Linked DNA regions of Mus musculus: region 2 is linked to region 1. Evidence: chromatin loops called from intact Hi-C (ENCODE). Cell type or tissue: left cerebral cortex. All regions are shown on one strand. Links, peaks and the distances in the headings refer to the core of each region. The heading gives the core; the rest is flanking DNA. Region 1 holds the start of Mbd6 (methyl-CpG binding domain protein 6). Region 2 holds the start of Pip4k2c (phosphatidylinositol-5-phosphate 4-kinase, type II, gamma).

Region 1 (10,744 bases), core at 2,745-10,744:
TACTTGACAAGCACTGGGGCTATAGGCACCCACACCATCACTCTGCTCGCCCATCCTAGGACCAGCATTCTCACTCACCTCTTCGTTTCCTGGGGATGAGATATAGGTGCCCCCAATTTCATCTGAGGACAGGACCTCCTGCAGATCCTCATACCAGGCTTCCAGCTCCCAGCTGGACACCGTCTCCAAGGTGAAAGGCAGGGACTCAGCTGCCATGACTGCACGTGGACCAGGTTCTGGAAAGGACATACATTCCATTCACCACAGTCGGTGAGCTGACCTTGTCCCTTTTCTAACACGTAGAATTTAAAATTTACTGGTCTTGCACGATAGGTAAGGGCATGGGTTGTCACTCCTTGAAGGCTACATTGGCAGAGGGTGGAGGTGAAGAGTCAACTCGCACAAGTTGTTCTCTGACCTGCACACACACTAATGATGGTGTGTCGGGATGGGGAGATGGCTGCCTCTCAAGCCTAGCAGCCTTGACTTTGACCCTGCCAGATCCAACTCTCAAAAGTTGTCCAGATGATCACATGCACACCATGGCCAGGACCCTGAAACGGATGTAATTCAGTGTCTGGGGGCCAGCAGCATTCATTGGCTCTCCTGGAGCTGGAGGTCCAGGCCATGTGAGCCACCTTCTGTGGCTGCTGGAAACCTGACTCAGGTACGGCACACAGGCAGCATGGGTGTGGAACTGATAGGCTTTCTCCGGGCTCTCATTGCCATTCTTTTTGGTGTTTGTTCAAGACAGGGTCTCTCTGTGTAGCCCTGCCTGTCCTAGAACTCACACTGGCCTCAGAGATCAACCTGCCTCAGCCTCCTGAAGGCTGGGATTAAAAGTATGCACCACCCCCACACAGCTTTCCAACTTTTTGTTTTGTTTTCATTTATATGCTGGTCACTACCAAGCTTAATCCAGGCTGGCTACCTAACCTTAAATATCTTTTTTTTTTTCCCAAAGATATATTTATTTTATTATCTATGCATATATAAGTGAGTGCCTGAATGTGTGCTGTGTGTGTGTTCCTGGTAGACATGGAGGCCACAAGAGGGAATGGATTCCCTGGGAACTAGAGTCATAGATGGTTTTGAACTGCCATTTGGGTACTGGGAGTTAGACTAGATCCTCTACAAGAAGAGCACGTGCTCTTAACCACTGAGTCATCTCTCTAGCTCCTGGAAACAAAACTTGGAGGGTGGGGGGTGTATTTTCAAGAAAGGGTTTCTCTGTATATATAGTTCTGGCTTCCCTGGAACTCACTCTGCAAAATAGGCTGGCTTTGACTCAGACATTTACCTTCCTCTGCCTCCCAAGTGCTGGGACTAAAGGTATGCACCACTACACCTGATAGAACATACCCTTTATTGAGAAGGATTTACTACAGATAACTTCAGGATCCTCTCAAGTTCTGAGAGAGGAACAGTCACTGGGCTTGGCTATACATATATATTCTTACAGGATTACAGTAAAAGTATTCAACTCTCTTGGGAACACTACTGGTAATTTCCAGGGGCAATTACCAGGCCATTTGTACTCTTTTTTTCTCTCGTGTGGGAAGCTTGGGCAAAAGGTCCTTTGGGTCTAATCTTGGTGTGGACTGAGAGTTGGGAAGACAAACCAATTGCCATTGTTGAGGCTGACTTCGAAAGCCAGCTCTCAAACAACATTATGGGGTCAGAGAAAGACATGGTCTGACAGCAAAAGCTTGTTCAGATGAAGGCCTTGTCTAACTCTCCCCCAGCAAAGCAACATGAGCAGCATTCGCAGCTGACTGAGAGGGTGGCCAAGATTACCTGCTTTCAGGTGTGGTGGTGTATGAAGATGCACTTCCTTCTGGAACACTGTGGAGAAAAGGAAAAAACAGTCCTTTACCTCCAGCCTCCTCCTAGCCCTTCTCTAGATCCTTTCTAACTCCTCCTAGCCCCTCTCTAGATCCTTTCTAACTCCTCCTAGCCCCTCTCTAGATCCTTTCTAACTCCTCCTAGCCCTTTTCTAGATCCTTTCTAAAATGGGTTGTGAGATGGTTTCTTTGTGCATCCCTGGGCATCCTGGAATTCTGGAACTCAACAACTCTGCAGACCAGGCTCCAGTTCTTCTCTTGTAATACACACACACACATACAGAGGTGTGTGTGTCTTGCAGCGGGTGTGTCCCTGAAGCCATTTCTTCTCTTGTAATACACACACACACACAGGCGTGTGTCTTGCAGCGTGTGTGTCCCTGAAGCCAACTCCAAGGACAGAGGCAGGCTTAACTTTATTTTTAGTTGCTGACATTTGCCGTCTTGATTACATAATAGCAAAGTCCTGGCCAACTAAGTTTTCTCTAAATCCCAGATAGACCTCAAGTCCGCCAAAGGGAGACAGAACTAGAGGGAAGGAAGAGTAAACTCAGCAGTGCTTGCTCAGATTCCATCCCCCCACTGGCAGCCTCAGTGCAGACCTGCTCTGGGATCTCCAGCTCCTTGGCAGTGTTGAGCAGGCGTTCAGCTTACATGAAAGGCCTTTCCTACCAAGGCTGTATAGTTCTTACTAAATGGCAACTCTAGGTGCTGAAAGCCAAAAACTTTGGTATCCTTGATGCCCCTTTCTCAGATACCACAGCTCAGCCTAAAGCACTGACAACTTTAAAAGTACCCCAAACCTAAGTATTTCTCATTACTACATTATTTCCAGATGCAATTTTTTATTTTTCATTTATTTATTTTTTTGGTTTTTCTTGACAGGGTTTCTCTGTGTAGCCTTGGCTGTCCTGGAACTCACTGTGGACAAGGCTGGCCTCGAATTCAGAAATCCGCCTGTCTCTGTCTCCCAAATGCTGGGATTAAAGGCGTGCACCACCACTGCCTGGCTCCAGATATAAATTTACCATACATTTCTTTCCCTGGATTATTTTGGAAGCCTCTTTGAAATCTCTCCTTTCTTTCTTCCTTTCCTTTCCTTTCTTTCTCTTTTAGACAGGGTCTCACTATGTAGCTTTTGCTGTCCTGGAACTTGCTTTGTAGACTCTCTGGCTTTGAATTTAGATCTGCCTGCCTTTCAAGTGCTGGGATTAAAGGCTGTGCCACTATGTTCAGCTGAGACCTCCTGTTTCTATTCTTGTCTTTTACTTTATTTTCACGGCTGTGGGTTGACCTAGGGTCCTCTACATACCAGGCAAGCAGTGTACTATTGAGCTACATACCTAACCCTTTGTTTTTGTATTTATTTTGAGTCAGGGTCTCATAATGTAGCCCTGGCTGGCCTGGAGCTCAGAGATCTGCCTCTCTGAGTGCTGGAATTAAATGCATGTGCTATGATCATTCCTCTGCTCAGATCCCCCAATGGCTTCCTGTTTCATGATTGTTAAAGATTAGCATCATGAGGGTGCTTGCAAGGCTCTATGAGACCGGCTGCTTGAGTTTCCTTTCATCACCCTCTCCTGCTTACTCTAGTCCTGTTCCTAAAGATACCGGCATGGCATGCTTATCTTAACTCTGTTGCTCAGCCTCTCCCTTCTATAAAGCTCTAACACCGGGGCTTGGCTCACAGGCTTGGCTTCTGATGACAACCTCTAGTCACCGCCCTGAACTATTCTGCCCTGCTTTTGTTTTTTTTTTCCCTTTTGCTTTATACTGAAATGTAAGTTTTATTGAGAACAGTTTTATCTTTTGCTCCTAATATACCCTGGGTCCCCAGATACTTGGTACATAGTGGGTGCTTATTAGGCATTTGTTAGGAATGAATGGGGAAAAAGCCCCTCCCCCAAGTTCCCTTATAGAGAATTAAGCCCACTGAGCCTAAAGGCAGAGCGGAGCTGGCTGTCTCTGGGGACTGCAGATGCAATATTGCCCTGAGTGTTTCTCTGCAGGGTTGTCCTCTAGGGAAAACTCCCTTGGTCTTCCAGTGTGTGGGACCTGGCTTTCATCAGCAGAGGAGCCCCAGGCCTGAGGGTGCAGAGACAAACAGTGGGCTGGCCTGACGCAATGGTTACACAGTTTAGTTAGGAGACGGGACTGAGGAAAGAAGCAGAGATCAATCAGCCCTGGGAGAAGCAGAAGACCCTGGAGAGATCCCAAATAATTTCCCATAGTTAAAGAGATCCAGGCTGCTCTCTTGTATGGAAACCTAGAAACCTCTGGGGAAAAGGGAAAAACCCATCTATGCTCCTCCCACCAGCACCCCCACTCGCAAAGATCTGTCAGTCTTCGCGTTCTCTTGAACTTGAGAGTCAGCTACTAACGTGGCCATGTTGGCCCCTTGACTGAGGCGCTTCAGCTTGAAAGAGTTGGGGGGAATGAGGCTGGTGAAGAAAAGGCTGAGACAGCCAGAGTCCCCGACTTTGGGGGTGTGTCCTGCTGCCCCGCCTTTCCTGCGAACTGCCCAGGCCTAAGCTGGCCCGCAGTTCGCACTACAGAGACAAGTTCCCGAAGGCAACCGGAGTCCCTCTGCAGAGTGGGGACCAACTCGAGACAAGGGAACGGGAATGCAATCGCCCAATGCAAGAGAGGGCCTGTAAGCACCATTCCTGAATCAGGGATTCCCGGCCTTCACCCTTCCCAGTCTACAAGCTTACAGTGGAAGGGGTGGGGCTACATCCTCCAGAACAGTTGTCTCCAACTTTATAAAATAGCTATGCTGGCCAGGATGGGAAGGTAAGGGTTAGACGGAGCCAGTACTCGCCTCTCTCCTCAGGTTCCGGCTGTTATTCTGGCTCTGTCGCTGCCACCCGCTCATCTTCAACATGATATAATCGACGTGTTAGGCTCAAGATAACTGACCTCAAGAGCGGAGAGCGAGTATCCTTTATGCTGTCCGGCCCCTCCTGGGGGGGGGGCAGGGTCCAGGAGCCTACCAATCAGAAAGCGGCACGCTGGCACTGGCTCCGCCTCATCCCTTACATCCGCCACTCAGGAGTCTCACGGCCCCACCCCCATCGCGCCCTCTGGCTTGAGAGTCTACGTTGTCTCGGACCCGGAAGTGGCTTTGGGTCACGCGGCTTCGCGGAGGAGGTGAGTGAGTCATGCGCGCGCGCGGAGGAGAGCGCGGCGAGGGAGGGGATGGGGGGGCGGGGATGATGCAATGTTTGGCAACCGGTGTCCGCGCGCGCACGCGCAGGGGACGTCGATGGTGGTGGGAGGTGCGGGAGGGGGGCTATGGGGGAGAGAGGAAAGAGGGCGGAGCGCCAGCTCCCAGTGTCCAACGGCCCCAACGGCTGTCCTTCCTGAACTTGTCTGCCCACCTCCCATCACCTTTAACTTACTCCTCCATGAAAGGCTCCCATTTTCCCTGGCCCCTCCCAGCTAATGGGCACCGGGGCTCTGGAACCTCTTTAAAGTTTCCAATTTGTTCACCTGGATTGACATCTCCTCGAATCTTTTAAGAGCTCTCCTCCTCTTTTAGCCTTCTAATGCGTCCCAAAGACTGAGTTCCTTGATAGTCCACCCGCTTCTCTCAGAGAGGCACCTTTAACGCTTGTTTCTGAATCGTCCATTACGTGCTAGGATTGAAGTTCTTTACAGAGTGTAGATTGCTGCCTCCTCCTCATCCCACCCCTGCTTTGTGTGATGCTCTTACGCCCTTCACTAAGCCCAGTATCCACCCTCTTCCTTCTCCGAGATAGCGAGTCCTGTGACTCCCTGCTGAGGAGCTGGCCTCCTGCCTCTAGCTGTCTGAGTTCACGACCTACAGTAGAGCCTGGGACGTGCATGCACTTGAACGCATGATTGCCCTGGACTGGGTCATCAGAGGAAACACAGATTCTAGTTTAATTTGTCCAAGGATTCTACCTTACTCATTTGTAAATTAAACAACGATAAAGGTAAAAAGCAGCTCTGTGGAGAAAACTTGAGTAAAAGTAAAAACATCTTGCAAAACGTATTTTTTTTTTTTTGTGCCATGAAAACAGAGGCCATGTGGTGGCCTATTACATAGTCTGTCGTAGACTCAAGAGGGGCAAGCCAGAGTTTAAGTAGAAACTGAACCAAGACCGGTTGCTATTGGATGGTGCGACGGTGACAGGTCCTTGGCCAGACTGCTCCTTCGCTCCAGACCTTCATTTCCCCTTCTGTTAGTAGAGGTGGGGGGTGGGTTGGACCAGATGGTCTCTCCTGGCCTAAAGACAGACCAGGTTGTCAGTGACAGGCAGAGGTCATGTGACTTGACAGGCTGAGGTCGTGTTGTGACATGTTGACCTGGAGAGGCGGGTCAAGTCTCTGCACACTACCCGGGAAGCCTTTGGGGCGGGGCAGGGCAAGTCGCGACTTTCATCTTTTAGGGCTGGCCCCTCCCGGACCTGACATTCCTGACTCCCCCAACAGATTGTGGCTTCGGAAGGGGCCCCTCCCGAGGGAGGACTGGGATTGGCCACCAGTGGCCTGGGAAGAGGCCCAGATCCTTCCGCGGAGGGCGGGTGGGGGGGGGCCGCGTGGGGTGTTTGTTCTCTTGGGGATTAATGGGGGGTTGTGGGGGAGGGGTAGGCGCGCTCCCGCATGCGCACTGCGTCCCCTCCTGTTGGCTCGCTGCTGTCCGCTGGGCGGGGGCCCGGCCCCGCCCCTCTCCCGTCCGGGCAGCGGCGGCGGCGGCGGCGGCGGCTGCGGCGGTGGCGGCGGCAGCGACGGCGGCGGCGGTAGCAGCCTGCGCGGTGCCTTCTGGGAACGGAATCCCCAGGGCTGCCCCTGGCCCCTATGGCGCATGCGCGGGAGGCCGCTCGGTGATCCGCGGCGGCGGCGGCGGCGGCGCTTCCTGCTAAGACCGGCCGGGGCCGTACCGGAGGCTCGGGCTCCACCGACCCACCTCCCACCCCCTCCCACTCACCCTCTGGGCCGCGACTGCGCAGGGCGGGGCCAGCCGAACCATGGGCCGCGGTGAGTGCGGGGCCCGGCCCCCCCGCCCCTCCCCCTCCCTTCTCTCTCCTCCCCTTCTGTCCCTACCCTCTGCCCCCTCCGCGTCCTTTCGGCCCCTTTCCCTGGCCCCATCCACAGCCCCGCACCCTCACCTGCCCCCGCCATTTCTCCTCCCAAAGTGCCTGACTTCTGCCTTCCTGACCTCGCTCCCTTCAGTGCTTCGCCCACCCTCCACCCGCCCTCTCCCCAAGTTCCTTCCTACTTCGTGCGCCTGCCTTCCCCTCCTCCCCGAGCTGAAGGAAGCAGTCTGGGTGACAGGGCGCCTTGTTATGAGAGGGAAAGTTTGGAAGCCGTCAGTGTGCGGCGGGAGCGATGGTGAGGTTGGTGAGGGGTACTTGCAGGTCTAAGGGCCGTCCCTACATGTCAGGGAATGCTTCTTGTTGTTAATTGGAAGCCAGTGGGGGATTATGAATCCCCTTTTCGTCGGCTTGAGAGGACCAGGAGTTCTCAGGATCCTGGAGGAAGACAGAGCTCTGGCTCCAGCCTCTTTGGAGGTCCAAATGAATTAGATCCGAGATTGTTGGATGGAGTGGGCATGGGGGGATTTCAGCTGGCACTACCCTGCCAGGCAGTTGGGCAATTGCTTGGTGACCTGTGGGGCAATCTGTACTTTTTATATGATCTTCCTGGGGGAGGGCACAGCAGTGGCCAGACACTGGGAAACTTCCTAGTGGCCTGGCATTATGGGAATTTGCCCACACTCCTAGCTGAAGTCTTCTGTGCCTAGACAAAGGGAACTAGGCCTTCATATGTCAAGAAATTAGGGAATGGTTTTGTGGTCCTTGGGAGTTGAGGTGCTGAACTCCTCTGGTCTCTAGGGACTGGGCTTGGAGGGGACCGTTGTGGACATGGCCAGCAGATCCTGAGGTCCTTACAGGCGCTACGTCATGTTATTTATGGTCCTTTCCTTGAGTGCTCTGGGCTGTGGTGTTTCTTGAGTTGGTAGACTGAGAGGCCCTTCTCTTTCCTTGTATTGCAGGTGTGGGCTAAGCTGGTGGCCCCGGCTTTAGACTGGATCCCACAATGTTTGCAGAGATGTTCAGGTAGCCATGGTGGTATGACAGAACTCTCCCTCAGGTACCCAGCCCGGTGTAAGCGTCCTCGTGCCCACATGGATGTCTGTGTTGTCAGGCACAGGGGAGCTCATCACACACAATGAATGGAGACAATGCGAGCAGTGCAGCAGACAGAGCTGGGGGCCCTGCCGCCACGCCTGTCCCCATCCCCATCGGGTGGCAACGCTGTGTGCGAGAAGGTGCTGTGTACTATATCAGGTATGGCTTTTCAGAGTTTTCGTCCCCTCACCCCTCCTCTCAGAGCTGTGGTTCCTGGCACCTTGTTGCTCTCTGTATCTCTGCGTCTCTGGATCCATTCACTCTTTGTGTCTTCCCATGTCCTTTCCGCCTTGCCCTTCCCAGGAAAGCATTTAACTGTCCTTTAGGAAGTGTCTCCAGATAGGCTGAGATTAACCCCATACTTGTGACCCTGTTCTTTCCCAGCCCAAGTGGCACAGAGCTGTCTTCCTTGGAGCAAACCCGTAGCTACCTCCTCAGCGATGGGACCTGCAAGTGCGGTCTGGAGTGTCCACTTAATGTACCCAAGGTCAGAGCTGTGGGGGTGCCAGAGACTCAATGCATAAGCCAATTACAAACCACCGTGCCTCCCTGAGATCCCACCCCCTCACTGTCCCTGTCCATGCTTCCTACCTTACAGGTTTTCAACTTTGACCCTCTGGCCCCGGTGACCCCGGGTGGGGCTGGGGTGGGGCCTGCATCAGAGGAGGACATGACCAAGCTGTGCAACCACAGGCGGAAAGCTGTTGCCATGGCAACTCTGTACCGCAGCATGGAGACCACCTGCTCACACTCTTCTCCTGGTGAGTTTTCCTGCCACTTTAGAGAAAAATGGGGGAAACCTGGGGCCTGGAAGGTGGATGTGGGGGAGGTGATCTGAGAAGGCAGGCCCAGGGTGGAGTCAGTGGGGGCAGCTTGGTGAGAAAGGACATGGTTGTGACTTGTGGGCACTGGGACTGGAGAAGACAGCATTCGAGGCAGGGATGGACCCACAAGCTGACCCTTGACTTCTCATTTATTGCAGGAGAGGGAGCAAGCCCCCAGATGTTCCACACTGTGTCCCCAGGGCCCCCCTCTGTCCGCCCTCCTTGTCGAGCTCCTCCTACAACTCCACTTAACGGGGGTCCTGGCTCCATTCCCCAAGACCCACCTTCCGTTCCCCAGGCCTTCCCCCCTCTGACAGGCCCTGCAGGGCTCTTCCCACCACCCCGGCTTCCTGATCCAGTTCCCTCTGCAGGCAGCAGCAGCCCTTGTTTCCTCCCAAGAGGCAATGCTCCCTCTCCAGCCCCACCTCCCCCACCTGCTATCAGCCTCAATGCCCCCTCCTACAACTGGGGGGCTTCCCTCCGATCCAACCTGGTGCCCTCTGACCTGGGCTCTCCTCCAGCCCCTCACGCCTCCTCTTCACCACCCTCAGACTCTCCTCTCTTCCACTGTAGCGATGCCTTAACATCTCCTCCCCTGCCCCCAAGCAATAACCCCCCTGGTCCCCCTGGCCCCCCTGGTCCTGCCACTCAGCCACCAGTGTCTTCAGCCACTATGCACCTGCCCTTGGTCCTGGGATCCTTGGGAGGGGCCCCCGCAGTGGAGGGGCCTGGGGCACCCCCATTCCTTGCTAGCAGTCTGCTCTCTGCAGCAGCCAAGGCCCAGCTGCCCCCTCCCAGCACTTTACAGGGCCGAAGGCCCCGTGCCCAGGCACCCTCAGCTGCCCATGCATCACCCCGTCCCTCTCAGCGGCGGCCTCGCCGGCCCCCAACTGTCTTGCGGTTGCTAGAAGGGGGAGGCCCTCAGACCCCTAGACGGACTCGTCCTCGGGCCCCTGCTCCTGTCCCTCAGCCCTTTCCTCTCCCAGAGCCATCCCAGCCTATTCTCCCCTCTGTGCTGTCCCTACTGGGACTCCCCACCCCTGGCCCTTCCCACTCGGATGGAAGCTTTAACCTTTTGGGGTCAGATGCACACCTTCCTCCTCCCCCAGCCCTCTCCTCAGGGAGCCCTCCCCAGCCCAGGCACCCCATTCAGCCCTCTCTGCCTGGGACCACCAGTGGCAGCCTCAGCAGTGTGCCAGGTATGAGTGACAAGGGATTTCTAAGCTCAGCCTTACAGCCATCCAGGGCACAGGGGGCGGGGAGGGGGTAGTTTGGAGAGCACTCTGGTGGGTTGGGGGTTTGTGTTGGAGAGGTTGGGTTCTGTGGGTGCCAGGAAGAGGGCTTTCCAGGAGCTGAGTTTGTTTTCTTTTACAGGTGCCCCTGCCCCACCAGCTGCCTCCAAAGCCCCCGTAGTCCCCAGTCCTGTGCTTCAAAGCCCGTCTGATGGGCTGGGGATGGGGGCAGGCCCAGCCTGCCCTCTGCCTCCCTTGGCTGGTGGGGAGGCTTTCCCTTTCCCCAGCCCTGAGCAGGGCCTGGCTCTCAGTGGAGCTGGCTTCCCGGGGATGCTAGGGGCCTTGCCTCTCCCTCTGAGTCTGGGGCAGCCTCCCCCTTCTCCATTCCTTAGCCACAGTTTATTTGGTGTGCTGGCGGGGGGAGGACAGCCTCCTCCTGAGCCCCTGTTGCCCCCGCCAGGGGGGCCTGGCCCTCCCTCAGCCCCAGGCGAGCCCGAAGGGCCTTCACTCTTGGTGGCTTCTCTGCTTTCACCACCCCCTTCCGACCTCCTCCCGCCTCCTTCTGCACCCCCTAGCAATCTCCTTGCCTCTTTTCTGCCCCTGTTGGCCCTGGGCCCCACAGCTGGGGATGGGGAAGGCTCTGCAGAGGGAGCTGGGGGTCCAAATGGGGAGCCATTTTCAGGTTT
Region 2 (16,306 bases), core at 3,772-11,771, 76 kb after region 1:
TGTACCTAGAATGATATAAAAGCAGACTGGAAAAAAATAAACCCACTTCTGCCTCAGAACTTGCTGGGGTCATACCATAATGTTGCCTAATTGTCTTTTTTTTTTTTTTTTTTTTTAATCCTCACTCCCTCCCTCGAGACTCTGTTGACTGAGCTGGCTTGGTCAGCTGTGGCAGAAACATTCTTTAGAGTCTTTGAATTGGAATTATAGGGCTAATAATAAAAATAAAATTTGTTCTATTTGCACTTTCTAATTGTGACTATGAAAGGAAATAAAATTTGAGACATGTGATTCATGTAATTTATGTCAAGTAGCCCAAAGAGTTGTTTGTGAGCTTTGAAACCTGGGGCTGAGAACATAGCAGAACAGGCCAGGACATGACTGGGCAGGCCCGTCATTACATGTCCTGACTGGCCTAGTGCCTCCCTATCTCCCACCCTTCTGACAGTCTGTTGATGTTTAAATGGACCAATCATGTGAAACCTCGCCAATTCCTCCCCCCAGCCCCACCCCTTTTCTATAAAAGTCCCTAGCTTCCAAGCCTCAGGGTCGAAACCACTGTCTCCTGTGTGAGATACCTTTCGAACCGGAGCTCCGCCATTATGGCTCCACCATGTGGTCGACACCTCTGTCTCCTGCTGGAGATATGTGTTGGCCCGGAGCTCCGTCATTAAACTACCTCATGCTTTTACATCAAGATGGTCGTCTGTTCGTGATTCTTGGGTGCACGCCGAACGGAAATTAAGTGGGGGTTTCCCCACTAGGTTCTTTCAACTAAACTTGTAACCCTGGACATGTGATGAAAAATCAAAAACCTGTCTGGAGACAAACTGATATAATCTGTACTTCTCAGATAATCACTAATCGGCCTTTGCTCCGTGAAACCCGAATAAATAAGGAAGCAACCTGACTGCTGGTCAGTCAGAAGTGCAAGGTCTCCCTGACAGCAGTGCCTGACTCACTCCTTCCTCTCACACTCCTCATCTTTTGGGAAAACTCTATCGACCCTGGGGCCGGCCCCTGGCATTTACTTTGACTTTGGAGATAGAGTCAGGCTCGTTGTGTAGCCCTGGGTTGCCTGAACCTCACTTTGTAGAAAAGTCTTGAAGTCACAGAGATCTGCCTTGCTCTGCATCCTGAGTGTCATGAGACAGGAGCATGACAGTGAATGCGAATGGCTTAGACTGATACGTTATTCTCTGCTGGTTAAAATGAGCCAGTTCAAGCCAGGTTAAACTATATATAAAGGCAGGTTTAATGGGAAGCAGCTCTCAGGCCGGCAAGTTCACAAAGAAGGAAACCAGGGATGCCGTCATGGGAAGGGAGACTGTGATGAGAATTTTTTTTAATGTATTTATTTTATGTATTTGACTGCCCTATCTGTGTGTACACCTGTGTGCCAGAAGAGGACATCAGACCCCAATGTAGACGGTTGTGAGCCACCATGTGGTTTCTGGGAATTGAACTCAGGACCTCTGGAAAAGTAGCCAGTGCTCTTAACTGCTGAGTCAAAGAGAATCTTTTATAAGTATCGCCTGTCAATAAAAAAGCTGATGGCCAATGAGCTGAGGCAGGAAATAGGAGGTGGGGCACTGGCAGGAAGTGAGATGATTCTGGGAAATAGTGAGAGAATAAAAGGAGATGGTGTGTGAGTGAGAGAGAGAGAGAGAGAGTGTGTGAGTGTGTGTGTGTGTGTGTGAGTGAGAGAGAATGTGTGTGAGTGAGAGTGTGAGTGAGTGAGGTGAGTGTGAGTAAGTGTGTGAGTGTGTGTGAGAGAGAGAGACAGAAACAAAGAGAAAGAGAGAGAAGGAAGAAGCAGAATTGAAGGCGAGGTAACTAACCATAACTAACCTTGTGGAACACACCGAGTCGTTGAATGGGTTGAATCAGTTACGAGCCAGTCAGGGATTGAGCAGAAGCTTGTGGCCAAGGCATTTATTATTAAATAATTAGTCTCAGCATTGTTATTCTGGTAGGAGGGGCTGGGAAAGAGGAAAATGGATTTTAATTTTTTTTATAGGAGACAGAGGTGAGGGGGATGAGAAAGAGAAAAACATACATGCAGAGAGAAGGAAGGGGGAGGGAAAGAAAAGGAGGAGCAAGAGGGAGTGGGGGGGAGGCCCCAAATTATCTGGACTATACAGGAAAGAGCCTCTGGAGGAAGGGTAGCCCAGCCCCTGGGCTGGAGAGTTCAGGGTTGGAGGTGGGGTATGCCAGGTAGGGACTGAGGGATGCTGGGAGAACCTGGAACCACCTCGAGTGCCTGAAAAAGGCACTTCAGTCCTGTGTCCCAGTGTCTGAAACCAAACAGGACTAATGTGTAAACTGGGCTTACAAAGTGCTAAAGCAAATTTTTTAAAGAAGAGAGGAGAGGAGTTGCAGCATTTCGTCTCGGCACTTGGGAAACAAGCAAGTGGATCTCTGTGAGTTCAAGGCCAGCCTGGTCTACATAGAGAACTGCAGACCATCTAGTGAGACCTATTTCAAGAAGGGCAAGGGTGGGTAAGGGGAGGAAGAAGACAAAGAAGTTTGCTGTCTTAGTTAGGGTTTCATTGCTGTGAATAGACACCATGGCCAAGGCAGCTCTTATGAGGACAGCATTTCATTGGGGCTGGCTTACAGGTCAGAGGTTCAGTCCATTATCATCAAGATGGGAGCATGGTACTGTCCAGGCAGACATGGTGCAGGAGGAGCTGAGAGTTCAAGAACTTGTTCCAAAGACAAACAGAAGACTGCTCTTAGGCAGCTAGGACTAGGGTCTTAAAGGCCATAGGCAGAGTGACACACTTCCTCCACCAAGACCACACCCACTCCACCAAGGCCACACCTCCAAATAGTGTCACTCCTTGGGTCAACCATATTCAAACCATCACTTCTGCCTTTATCACTTAGGGAAATGTAGCTAGATTTGTGTAAATCTACCATTCCTAGGAGAGAAACCTGATCAGAAGCCAAAGTCAGCACTATGAGTCTCTAAGGATATAAAATTGAGCAACAGATTACCAAAGGATGCATTCTAGGCGTGTTGGACACTGTTGGCTAAGCCTGGGACCCTTTCAACAGCCAGATGTGGCTCAAGGAGAGGTTGTGGCCACCATGCTGGAGAGCCAGCTCTGGTTGCAGGCATGCAGCAGCAGACCTCCTGGATGAGGTCAGATGGCTCATGGGAAAGGACTTGATTGTGAGGAGAAATGTTTTTCATCCATATTGCTGTACCCAGCACTGCCATTTTGTTTTGTTTTGTTTTGTTTTGTTTTTCAAGACAGGGTTTCTCTGTATAGCCCTGGCTGTCCTGGAACTCACTCTGTAGGCCAGGCTGGCCTCGAACTCCAGAAATCCGCCTGCCTCTGCCTCCCGAGTGCTGGGATTAAAGGCGTGCGCCACCACGCCCGGCTCAGCACTGAGATTTTGATGAAGATACACTCATGATATACTGGTCCTTGTGAACATTTTTGAAGTATCTCCTTAACCACCTATGACCAGCTGGCATTCCCTTAGAACAGATGGTGCTGGGCCTTCAGAGATCTTGCCTACCCTCTGTAGAAAGAGTCCGTTATGCAACGCTCATGCATGAGCGTAGTGCAGGTTTGGAAAGGCATCCTGGAAGAGTTGAAGCCGTAGCTAAGGAACCTAAAGGAAAGTATCATGCATGGGTGGTGTTTTGTTAAGGCTACTGCCATTGCTGTGACAAAATGCCATGACCAGAAGCAGCTTGGGGAAAAGAGGGTCATGTGGCTCACATATCCCGAATCAAGAACTCAAGCCAGGCAGAAGTCTAGAGGCAGGAGCTGATGCAGAGGCCATGGACAAGTGCCGCTTCCTCGTCGTGGCTTGCTCAGCTCGCTCTCTTATAGAATCTAGGACCCCTAGCTCAGGGATGGCACCGCCCACCACGGGCTGGGTCCTCACCCATCCATCATCAATTAAGAAAATGCCTTACAGGCTTGCCTACAGCCTGGCATTATGGAGGCATTTTCTTAATTGAGGCTCCCTCCTCTCAGATGATTCTACCTTGTGTCAAATTGACATGAAACAAGCCAGCGTGGGTAGAAAAGGATGTTCCCAGAACCAATAAGGTTATTGAATAATATCCCAGTGATAACAATAAGATATCTTCCTATAAATTGAGGCCAAAAGTAAATGCCAGAAATAGATGAGAAGATCCTACCTACTATTGGAGACCCTGAATTCTCTCTCTATAGGGCACAGGGAAGCCCAGTTGGGACTGATCGGGAAGTGCCTTCCCTGGCAGCTGGCTTTCACAGTGCCAAAAGGCACTACGCATTCTCTGGGGTATAATTCTTACCAACAGTTCTGCTCAGTTATGGATGCTGTGTCCTGTGTTACCAACATGCCAGGGAAGATTTGCCCACTGGAGCAACAGTTGTGTAACTAAGTGCTTTCCTAAGGGAGTGAATTAAGCTTTGGTGCTGTAAGCTAGGCAAAGATCTGCGGTGGAAGCTTTCAGCCTTCTCAGAGGGAAACTTCCCTTTCCCCTAGTGGCCACTGAAGAGAGTCATAATAGACCAAGCTTTGAGACTGTTGATGTGGTCTGATGCTCAGTGGTAAATGGGGTGGGGGGGTGGAAATCCACACATCTGTATCACCCCTTCCAAGGCTCGAGCAACATCACAGAAGAGAGGGAAGATAGTCAGGAAGGATGGGGAGTTGGTAACTATTTCCTCTGAAGGGAGGAGGGGTGGGCTGGTGAGATGGCTCAGCGGGTAACAGCATTGGCTGCTCTTCCGAAGGTCCTGAATTCAAGTCCCAGTAACCACCTGGTGCCTCACAACCACCTGTAATGAGATCTGACACCCTCTTCTGGTGCATCTGAAGACAGCTACAATGTACTTATAATAATAAATAAATCTTTGGGCCAGAGCAAGCAGAGGTCCTAAAAAAATTCAACTCCCAACAACCACATGAAGGCTCACAAATGTACAATCTGTACAGCTACAGTGTACTCATATACATAAAATAAATAAATTTTGAAGGGAGGGAGGAGGGGGGACTCCTAAGACCGGAAGTTCATAAAACGTATAAGATTCAGGGATCACAGATAGTTCTGATGTCTCCAGCTGCTCAAATGGTTCTATAAGCCTTTTATAAGAACTACGGGAGAGTCTTCTGCTGAGCTGCTGCAAAGTGGGCAGGAGAGGAGATGTGGCTTCGCCTGGGGACGGGCCTTTGGTGACACAGCCTGCTTGGAGTCATTTACACTCCTATAGGTAACTCCTCAGTCCAGCTCCTTCTGTTTGTTCTTTATATCTCGCCAGAAAAGTCACACAGCAAGACACACCCTTCCCTTCCCCTTACAGCCAAATGATGGCTCTCTTTTCTCTGGACATATTTGTTTTTTGAGACAGGGTCTTACTATGTATCTCTGGCTGGTCTAGAACTCTCTATGTAGACCAGGCTGGACTTGAACTCAAAGATCCACCCAACTCTGCCTCTGTGTGTTGGCATTTGAAGGTTTGCACTACCACCACGTGCACAGTTGAACTTACATTTTTTTTACAGCTGACTCAGAAGCAAGCTACAGCTTCCTGTCCTGGGACTAGCTATAACCTTTGCTCTTTCTGCTGCATACAATGTTTCTGAGTTGCTCAGTGCACCTAACTCCACTGACCAAGCCAGCTCAGTCAGTCAACTGGGTCTTGAGGGAGGGAGGGAGGGAGGAAGGGAGGGAGGACTGAAAAGAAAAAGACAAGTAGACAACATTATAACATGACTCCAGCCAGTGCAGAGGCTAAAGCGTATCTATTTTTCTCCAGCCCGCTTTTAGACCATTCTAAGTACATGCAAAGAATAAGGTCAGCTCTAAGGCATAAACAAAGTAGTTAAGGAATGAAGCATAAACACAGATCCCATGACCACTGTATTCAGAGTCTTAACAAGACCCATCAAGATATAAACAGCACATTCATCTGCTGCCAGAGCCTACTTTCTTGTCCTAGCCCAATGTCAAATTCCTGCCAAATTCCTAGAAGGCGGCACCCAAAGCTCTCCACACACCACCTTTTGTCTCTGTGTGTCTATGGTTTCTTCTGTGTCTATCTGTTCCTTCTTCTTTTTTTTTTTTTTTTTTTTGGTTTTTTGAGACAGGGTTTCTCTGTATAGCCCTGGCTGTCCTGGAACTCACTTTGTAGACCAGGCTGGCCTCGAATTCAGAGATCCACCTGCCTCTGCCTCCGGAGTGCTGGGATTAAAGGCGTGCCCCGGCTTATCTGTCCCTTCTTTATCCCCACCCCAAGTCAGGTTTCCAGGACCAAACTGTGCAGGATGAGACAGGATCCCTGGCCACGGTGTGGATGTAAGGAACTGAACCCAGGTCGTCTGAAGAGCAGTTAGTGCTCTAGCTGTTGAGCCGTCTCTCTAGCTCTATTTTAACTAATAAAAACGTTACATTTATTTATTGTGTATGTGTGGGTAGGCCCGTGTATGTGGAGGTCAGAAGACAACGGGTGGGAGTTGTTTCTCTCCTTCCCTCATATAGGTTCTGGGGGTAGGCCTTAGGTCATCAGGCGTGGCTTTACACAGACGCATCTCAACAGCGCTGCACCGGCCTCTTTTATGATACTCTGTCCCAGTGTCCTTTGCTTGTTCTGAGAAAAGTCACTCATGACCACAGAGTCCACGGCAATCCTTAAACCTGTATCCCCAGTCCAGATGGCTCTGCTAAACACTGGGCCCTTTTCCAGTCACCACAGCCTCTCGGTGTAGCCACGGCCTGGGACTTCCTCCTGTCCTTTGAATCTCACACCCTCAGTGAATTTTCCAAATTGACCTTGAGCTGTTTTTATTTAGTCATGTGCTTCTTTATTTATTGTGGAACCTGGGAATGAGCCCAGGTCTTGCACATGCTAGCCAAACACTGTAGCACTGAGGGACACTTCCGGCCTCAAACCTTGTGCCTGTAGATGCCATTTCATCTTCACTGGGTTAGCTCACCATCAGTATACGGATTTTGGCAATGTTCGTCATCCACCGGAATGTCAGAATAAACATTCTAGCAGTGTAAAGCAAAGAGGGTCTCCTGTGCCCATGTCCCGTCTCTAGCCTTATGTCTTTATGTCTTCTGTCTTCCTTTTGGTCTTCATCTTTGTATACTGCTCTTTCCCTAGGAAGCCTTTCAACATCTTGCTCTGAATTTACCTTTTCATTTATTTATTTTGGTTTTCCCAGACAAGGTTTCTTTGTGTAACCCCGGCTGTCCTGGAACTTGCTCTGTAGACCAGATTGGTCTGGAACTTAGAGATCTGCTTCCCTCTGCCTCCTAGAGTGCTGGACTAAAGGCATGCACCACCACTGCCCGGCATGTCCTTATCTCTTAATACTGCAGCCTTCTCCTTGGCTAGTCTGCGTCTTTAGACTTTTAATTCCTCTAGGGTAGAATTTTTCCTTTGCTTCAACCAGAGGAGAATCAGCCCCAAAATGGTAGTGGCTTCCAATTATGTTCTCAGTAAATACCTGTTGACTAGATGAATTAATGAACGAATTAAAAAAAAAAATCAACTTGGGGCCATGACCTAAAATTTCATATTTCCAGAAGATGAAGACATGACTTAGCCGGGCAGTGGTGGCACATGCCTTTAATCCCAGCACTTGACAGGCAAAGGCAGGCAGATTTCTGAGTTCGAGGCCAGCCTGGTCTACAAAGTGAGTTCCAGGACAGCCAGGGCTATACAGAGAAACCCTGTCTCAAAACAAAACAAACAAACAAACAAACAAACACCCAAAAAACAAAGAGAGAGAGAGAGAGAGAGAGAGAGAGAGAGAGAAGAAGAAGAAGAAGAAGAAGGAGGAGGAGGAGGAGGAGGAGGAGGAGGAGGAGGAGGAGGAGGAGGAGGAGGAAGGGAGGGAGGGAGGGCTCAGTGGTTAAGAGCGCCGACTGCTCTTCCAAAGGTCCTGAGTTCAAATCCCAGCAACCGCATGGTGGCTCACAACCATCTGTAACGAAATCTGATGCCCTCTTCTGGAGTGTCTGAAGACAGCTACAGTGTACTTACATATAGTAAATAAATAAATAAATCTTTAAAAAAAAAAAAAAAAGAGCATTAGCTCTTCCAGAGGACCATACTTGACACCCAGCTCCCACAACTTCAGTTCGGAGGATCCGACGCCCTCCTCTGGCCTCCGGGGCACTGAACTTACATCGTGCCAGCCAAACACCTATATACATAGAACAATTAAATGTATATATTTAAATTTGTCATGTCTGCAACCCCAACTTCATGGAGTCTGCAACCCCAACTTCATGGAGGACCAATCCTCACTTCCGTAATACCCAAACTTTATACCGAGAATGAGGCAGGGGATAGCAAGTTTGAAGCCAGCCTGGACTAAGCAAGGAGACCGGTCTCAAACAGAACGTTCGCCTACGGACAGAGCTCATCCACTAGAAACTGGACAGAACCGGAAGCGACAGAAGCGCCGCCCTGCACAGCGCCAACCCCGCATCCTTGTGAGTGCAACCCGAGCCAGGTGACCGCCCGGCAGCCGAGGGGGTGGAGCCATCCCCGCCGGCCCCGCCCCGCCCCGCTCGCGCGCCTGAGGGCGGGCCTCCGGTCACATGACGGCTGCGCAGGTGAGCACCGCTTCCGGGTCGGGCTTCGGAGTCGCGGCTAGCTCCCGCTTCCACTCGCTCGGGTGCGCGGGAGACTATGGCGTCCTCCTCCGTCCCTCCCGCCACCGCACCCGCGGCAGCTGGAGGCCCCGGCCCGGGATTCGGCTTCGCCTCCAAAACCAAGAAGAAGCATTTCGTACAGCAGAAAGTGAAGGTGTTCCGGGCCGCGGACCCGCTGGTGGGCGTGTTCCTGTGGGGCGTCGCTCACTCGGTAAGAACCGGCGGGACCCCGGCTCCTGCCCCTTGGCCCGAGGATCATCCGGGTCCTCGCGCTGCCGCCTCTCCCCCGCCCGGCCTGGTTCCCAGCGCACCATTCCCCGGTGTCCCCCGGGGTGGCTTCTGGTGGAGACTCTTGTCTGTCCCCTTCCCCTTTACTCCTCCCCTAGAGTTCCATCTTCACCTGATATCCAGCTCTGTTCCTTGACTCCTTCCTGTCAGGTCCAGCCCCAGGCTACAGGGACTGGCCAGGATCCGGCTGCAGCCAGAGGGACATTAAGGGGAGTGGCTCTGAAGGGTTATTGGTGAGGTCTGGGTGCGACAGTGCGTGAAGCGTGTCTGGGTACTACTGCCTGGCCAGAGAAGTAGTTTGATTTCCTCTCCACCTTGCTTTTGAGCCCCAGCCCTTGACTTTCGAACCTTGGCTTTTTCTGGGAATGCCTCTAGGCTTTTTGGACCTTCTAACCCTGCATGCCCTTTCCAGAGATTCAGCGTTTCAGAGAAGTTACCCCACTCTACCCTAGGGATGCCCTCTCTGAGGTCGAAATGCTAATATATGTCTTTGGGCTTAGCTGTGTCCCCATTGTTGGCTGGAGTGATGGTGTTTGCTATAAATGGAGTCACCTGTAACCAGGGAAAGGTTGAGGAGCCGTGGTGGCAAGGACGTTATTGGTGGACTTTAGGTGCCAGAAGGGGCTCGGAACAGTGCAACTGAGACCGATGGGCCCAGTGCACCTCCTGTCCTGAGGATATCGTGGAGGAACCAAGGCTAGTGAGGCATGGCTGGTTTTCTCCTTACTTAGGTCGGGAGTAGGAAGCATGCAGTTATCTTGAGCTTGACAGGGACTATTTTGATTACCACTTCTTTGGGTTGTAGACATGATGTGTTGTGGAGGTGTGAGGGGGCGAGGAAGAGGCCACATTGTTATGTTCTGATTGGAACATCGCTGGCGGTCAGTTAGCTCCCTTCTGCCTTGGCTGCTCTCAGGGGTATTATCTTTAGCGAGGATTCCATTTAAGGCATTTGCTGTGGGTAAGACTAGTGGAGATAAGGCTGCCCTAGTACCTTCCAGGTGACTTACCCATCCCCGTGGAACATGTACATACAGGGGAGGGTTTTCCCGTAAGACCTACCTCACGCTCTTTAGGCAAAATACCATCAACACCTCGCTTTCCAGCCAGCACACATGAACCTCAAGATTTAGAACAGAGAAACTCCTTGAACATATGTCTTAGCGATGATTCAGCGTGCTTAGCAGGTGGTAAGGAGCAGGCAGGAAAAGCTGAATTTTAGGCTGGGACTCTCAAGTAGCTTTTTCTTTTTCTTTTCTTTCTGAAGGAATATGTTCTGTCCTCTTTCCTACCGAGGACAAGAGCAGTTGCGTGCACTGTGGCATGTGGGATTTAGGTTAGACTGCAACCTTTGTCAAGTGAGAAAATGAGGACAGGCATTGTCTATTCACTTAATAAGCGGTTCAGGACCACTGTGTGCCAGGCACTAGACTAGCTGAACCTGCAAGGTGCCGATTAGACGGGGCCTTGCCCTTGCAGAGCCCAAAGCTAGGGAGAGGGACTTAATATAAGCTGGGGATTAAAGTTTTGTGCAGATGTACTGTTAGAGGCGCGAGCGGGGGACAGGGGTTGTAGTAACACAGATGAGAAAGGACGGATAAGAGTCTCCCCTGAGTGAGTGGGCTGCAAGGTTTGGAGACGCAGGGAGCTTATGCCTCCTGCATCCCACCTGCATCCTTCCTGCTGTCGACTGAACTGCACCCGGGGAGCAGACGCCTAACGTGTTCATCTTCTCAGAGATCAGCCCTTCTCCCTCCACCTTCGCCTAGGCAGGTGGCACCTACTGCTGAGAACTGGGTCAGAGTGATCTGGAAGTGTCCTTTCTGTATGGCGCTACCCAGAGTGTAGGGGCATTGCATTCTGCATTGTTGTCAGCCCCTCAGAGTCCCACTAACTCTCTACACCTTAAAAATACATTTTCTTTCCCCTAACAAAGCATGTAGCTGTCTTGGGGTTCTGTCCTTTCCTTTTCTTCCTTCCTTCCTTTCTTCCTTTCTTTCTTTCTTTTTTTTTTTTTTTCTAGAATTTCTCACAGCTTTAAAAATAGTCCTGAGTTGCTTGCAAGGCTTGCCAAATATAAAGTGGCTGTTGTGAGCATGAAGTTCCATGGGGGTGGGAGTGTGAGGAGCCGTGTGAGGGTGGCTGACTGCAGTTCTTGGGCAGCAGATGGGGTAGGGCCCTTCTCTTACTTCCTGCAGATGTCAGCGGTCTTGTTAGGGGGGCTTTGGGATGCTCTTTCTTGATTCTCACCCAGACCGAGCTTCTCATGGCCTCCTTCCTTGTGCTTCACCAGATCAATGAGCTCAGCCAGGTACCGCCCCCAGTGATGTTGCTGCCAGATGACTTTAAAGCCAGCTCCAAGATCAAGGTCAACAATCACTTTTTCCATAGGTGAGTGGTCCTCACCCTTCTCATGGAAATCTAGAACAGCAGAGGGCCAGTTAGGTGGCTCAGTGGGTGAGGAGATTGCCTCCAAGCCTAAGGAGAAGGGTTCAATACCCAGCACCCACGTGGTGGAAAGAAATGACCTCTGACCTCCAGATGAGCTTTGTGGTGCACACACCTATTCACACTCACACAAACTTGTGTTCAAAGGGAGAGAAAAACAAGGCCTGGAGTGGTGGAGCCTTTAATCTCCGCACTCAGGACAAAGAGGCAAGCAGAGCTCGTGGGTCCAGTCAGGGCTACACAGTGAGACCCTTTCTCAAAAAACAAGGAGAATAGTAAATAGTCTGTTTTTAAGTGAGTCAAAGGGTTTTAGACTTAGAAATCAAATGCAAAAATTCAGTTTTGTGAAAAAACAAAAACTAACACAAAAACCATCTAAGGGCCAGCAAGATGGCTCAGCAGGTCAGAGCCGTTGCTTCCATGTTTGACAACCTGAGTTTAGTCTCTAGGATATATGGTGGGATGGCTCAGCAGGTCAGAGCCGTTGCTTCCATGTTTGACAACCTGAGTTCAGTCTCTAGGATATATGGTGGGATGGCTCAGCAGGTCAGAGCCGTTGCTTCCATGTTTGACAACCTGAGTTCAGTCTCTAGGATATATGGTGGGATGAGGAGAACAGGTTCTGCAAGTTGTCTTCTGACCTCCACACACACATGTGAACGCACGCACACACACACCACACGCCACCCCCCACACACACACACACACATGCCACACACCACACACGCCACACGCCACACACCACACACACACACACACACACACACACACACACACACATGCCACACACCACGCACACACACACATGAGTAGATACCTGGGTGTGGTGATGCACACCTGTAAAATCCCAGCACTTGGGAGGCAGAGGCGGGTGGATAGATCTCTGAGTTCCAGGCAGCCTGGTGTGCATATTGAGCTACTGGCCTACATAGACTACATAGGGAGACCCTGTCTCAAAAATAACCAATTAATTAATTAAAATTTTAAATTTAAATATTTCCAAAGTTACCTGCATTCTTGTATATGCACCTACTCCCTTTCTTCTAGTCTATTCCATCCAGTAATAATGCATGCAGAAGCTTTGTCATTAGCTTTTGGTAGGGATTCCGTAACCAAAAAATTGTGACCTCTAGAGGCCTTCTAATACAAGATGATGCCATTCAAAATATCAGTAAATACCACCAATTTTATTTATTTGGTTGGTTGGTTTTTTTGAGACAGGGTTTTTTCTATATAGCACTGGCTGTCCTGGAACTCACTCTGTAGACGAGGCTGGCCTTGAATTCACAGAGATCCACCTACCTCTGCCTCCCAGTGTTGGGATTAAAGGTGTGAACTACTACTGCCCAGCCATTTTAGGATATTTCTACTGGATTTGGGGCTTAAGGAATACTACTGTTTGGGTGTACAGTGAGTCCCACTTTATTCACACCGTTGGCCAGCAGAGTGACGTAGGCAGGTCACTCGGTCACTCGGAGACACTTGCCCTCCCTAAGATGTGGCAGTGGTGAAAGGCTGAGGCTGGAGTATCAGCATTCAGGGCCAGCCTAACATTTCAGGGCTAACCCTGGGCTGTAAGACCGGGCCTCACAAACTAAAGCAACAAAAACAAATGAAGTTGGGGCTGGGGAAATGTCTCAGTAGCGAAGAGCACTTGTACAGCAAGCATTGAGACCTTAGTCCCCAGTAAACATAAAGAAGCTGGGCATGGCTACATGTTCCCGTAATCCCAGCGTCGGACAGGCAGAGGGAAGTGAGCTGGGAACTTGCTGGACAGCGAGCTTATTAGAAATGGTGGGCTTTGGGTTCAGTCTCAAAGCATAAGGTAGGGGCAATAGAGGAAGACACTGGACATCTTTCTGTGGCCTCTGCATTTGAGCACACAGGTGTGTGCACCACTCACTCACGTGCATGCACCACACATAATACCGTAACACATGCATACATTTGAGCACACTCCACCCGAATAAATGCAATAAGTACTTCACAGGGTTTTGTGAGAATTGAACCAGGCAATAGTGTAAAGGTACTTTATGAACCAGCAAGCTTCGCATGAGTGTAAAGCGATACTGACTTCTTACCCCGAAAAACCTGTATTTCAGAGAAAATCTTCCCAGTCATTTCAAGTTCAAGGAGTATTGTCCCCAGGTCTTCAGGAACCTGAGAGATCGGTTTGCCATCGATGATCACGATTACTTGGTGAGAGTCTGTTGCGGGGGGAGGGTCCTCTCTGGCGACTAGAGAGTCTGTTGGCCATTATGATTAGAGAATTGAGAGTTTTGGGTAATACTGTCGTGTGTGTACATGTCTGTGTGCCTGTGTCTATGTCTGTGTGTCTGTATGTGCCTGTTATCTCTGTGTATGTCTGTGTGTATGTGTCTGTGTGTGCGTGCCTGTGTCTGTGTGTCTGTCTGTGCCTGTGTGTGTGTGTGTGCCTGAGTGTCTGTGTTTCTTTGTGCCTGTTTGTGTATGTGTGTGTGTGTGCCTGTGTGTCTGTGTTTCTTTGTGCCTGTTTGTGTGTGTGTGTGTGTGTGTGTGTGTGTGTGTGTGTGTGTGTGTCTGTGACAAGTGTGGCCCAGAGCATCTTTGGAAACGTGGGGCTGGTCAAGCTGCTCTGCTGGGTCAGGCTGTGCACACGTTTAGAGTTGACATTCAGCTGTGCTCAGCCGCGTGTGCAACTGAATTAGGAACCGTCACAGAATCTCTCTCCCCGGGGTTTATTGTATTTTATTTACTTATTGTGCGTTTGAGTGGCTTAGTGATGTGCACATGTGGGAGTCAGGAAACCTTTCTGGAAGACGTTTTTTTCTTTCACATGTGTCCAAGGGATTTAGTTCCAGTCATCAGGCATGGGGGCAGACACCTCTCCCACTGAGCCTTCTCAGCAGTCTGCTGCCGAGTTTCATGCTCTTTGAGAAGGGGTTGTTTGGCTGTTCTCCCTGTATCTTTCTATAGGATGGAAAGAGGTGCTTCTAGCCTGTTCTTTGTCTCTAGGTGTCCCTTACTCGAAGCCCCCCAAGCGAAACTGAAGGCAGTGATGGCCGTTTCCTTATCTCCTATGACCGCACTCTGGTCATCAAGGAAGTGTCGAGCGAAGATATTGCGGATATGCACAGCAACCTCTCCAACTACCACCAGGTCAGGCCTCTCCAGCCCAGCTGTCCCACTGTGTGCGCAAGGCTGGCAGAGCCCACAGCTTCCCTGCTCCTTGCTATAGGCTGTCTCTCCCTCAGAAGCACTGCTTATCTTCTCTTTACACACTTAGGAAGTACAGCAGCAGCAGGAGGGCCTCACTGCTTGCTTCTGTTTGACTTAACAGAAACTGGGTGTGTCTCTTCCCACTGGGCACGCATCGTCTAAAACCGCTGTTTGTTTGTGTGCATGAGCACGGAGGTCAGAGGACAATTTTCTGGAGTTGGTCATCCTTCCCCACATGTGGTTCCAGGGGTCAGACTCAGGCTTGCATGCCTGGTAGGTAGCAAATGCTTATCCCCACTGAGCCACCTCATGGGCACTCAGGAATTCATTTTATTTAAAACCTTTTTATTTTATGTTTATGGGTGTTTTGTCTGCATGCGTGTCGGTACACCATGTGTGTGCCTGGTGCCCTCAGGCCTGAAGAGGCATTGGATCCCCTGGAACTGTAGTTACGGACAGTTGTGAGCTGCTGTATACGTACTGGGAATGAACCCTTGACTCTGCAAGAGCAGCGGGTGTTCTTAACTGCTGAGCCATGGCTTTAGTCCCTAATATTTTTTAATTAAAATTTTTATTTTTAAGCTGGGTGTGGTGGTACACACCTTTAATCCCAGTACTGTGGAGGCAGAGGCAGAGGCAGACAGATCTACAGAGGGAGTTTGAGGGCAGCCAGGACTACACAAAGAAACCCTGTCTTGATAAACAGATATAAAATTTGTTTGTTTATGAGCGCATATGCCGCTGCCTGCTGATGGCAGTTGGATAGCTCCAGGGACTGATTTTATCCTTTCATCATCTGGCCCCAGCGGCTGAGCAGACTTCAGGCTTAGAGACAAGCACTTGTACCAACCCCAGAAGTGGATTTTGAGTGGTTAGAAGTAGAGGTTAATCATTGGACACGGTGGACAAGGGAAATGGTCTTTGTTAAAGCACAGTACCATGCAGGTGTTTGATATTACGAAATTGCAAAAATCCTAATGTAGCTAGCATGTGTGGTATTAGGAAAATTAAGCTAGAATCAGATAGTGAAAGGGCCTATAAGTCCGTTGAATAGAAATTTGGGTCTTATCCTGAAGATGGTTTTCGGGGAACTGAAAATGCTATTCAGGCTGGCCGGGCGTGGTGGCGCACGCCTTTAATCCCAGCACTTGGGAGGCAGAGGCAGGTGGATTTCTTAGTTCAAGGCCAGCCTGGTCTACAGAGTGAGTTCTAGGATAGCCAAGGCTACACAGAGAAACCCTGTCTCGAAAAAAACACCACCACCAAAAAAAAAAAAAATGCAGATAAATGAAGGGTTGGACATAGAACTCATACTTAGCATGTACGAGGCCCTGAGTTCTGTGCTCACTGCTATAAACAGAAGACAAAGAAACAGAGAAAGCAAGCAAGCAAGAACCCAACCCTGGGGGTTGGAGAGGGCGCGTACAGAGCTGCCTGCGGTGCCGGTTAATTGTAACCATCTAGGTGAGAATGAGGAGAGCATGGAAGAGCCAAGCAGCAGGCTTCCAGGCCTGTGAGGAGACCGGAAGTTAAGGCAAAGGGGCCTCTGAGTGCTTGGTGCCACTTGTCAACGACTGGGAAACAACATGCGAGAGCTCTCTGGAGGGAGATGGGTGCAGCTCTGGACATGGCCGATACACTTCATCCTGTTTCTGTTTCCTGTGTCTGTGATGACTGGGGTATAGATGGAGAATCCAGGAAAGAAGAATAGATTAGGATCTCTGCGTCAAAAGTGCTCACTAAAAC

What was found. A loop is a pair of places that touch in the nucleus more often than their neighbours do. Peaks named below come from ENCODE experiments on the same cell type or tissue, not always from the same donor. Only the 100,000 strongest peaks of a DNase experiment are listed, where the experiment ranks them.
Region 2: it touches region 1 in a loop (4-fold over the local background); 1 of 42 quality-filtered maps calls a loop at or near these places.

What each region holds. Positions count from the first base shown.
Region 1 is chr10:127,284,813-127,295,556 of GRCm38, reverse strand. Mbd6 (methyl-CpG binding domain protein 6) reads left to right here and starts at 6,539. Exons shown (of 13, transcript NM_001347171.1): 1 at 6,539-6,848; 2 at 7,867-7,930; 3 at 8,019-8,161; 4 at 8,387-8,489; 5 at 8,601-8,763; 6 at 8,985-10,025; 7 at 10,201-10,744. The coding sequence starts at 8,043. It overlaps Ddit3 (DNA-damage inducible transcript 3), which reads right to left and starts at 4,764. Exons shown (of 4, transcript NM_007837.4): 1 at 4,666-4,764; 2 at 1,798-1,845; 3 at 79-236. The coding sequence starts at 216. In left cerebral cortex, for the core only: no CTCF peak of the experiment used is centred there; DNase peaks (open chromatin) are centred at 5,544, 6,455, 7,093, 8,588 and 2 more places; H3K4me3 peaks cover 5,381 bases; H3K27ac peaks cover 4,550 bases.
Region 2 is chr10:127,203,869-127,220,174 of GRCm38, reverse strand. Pip4k2c (phosphatidylinositol-5-phosphate 4-kinase, type II, gamma) reads left to right here and starts at 8,553. Exons shown (of 10, transcript NM_054097.3): 1 at 8,553-8,837; 2 at 11,208-11,305; 3 at 13,465-13,561; 4 at 14,357-14,500. The coding sequence starts at 8,664. In left cerebral cortex, for the core only: CTCF peaks have their summits at 4,501 and 7,995 (motif pointing left); DNase peaks (open chromatin) are centred at 9,782, 10,024, 10,628, 11,037 and 2 more places; H3K4me3 peaks cover 3,433 bases; H3K27ac peaks cover 3,984 bases.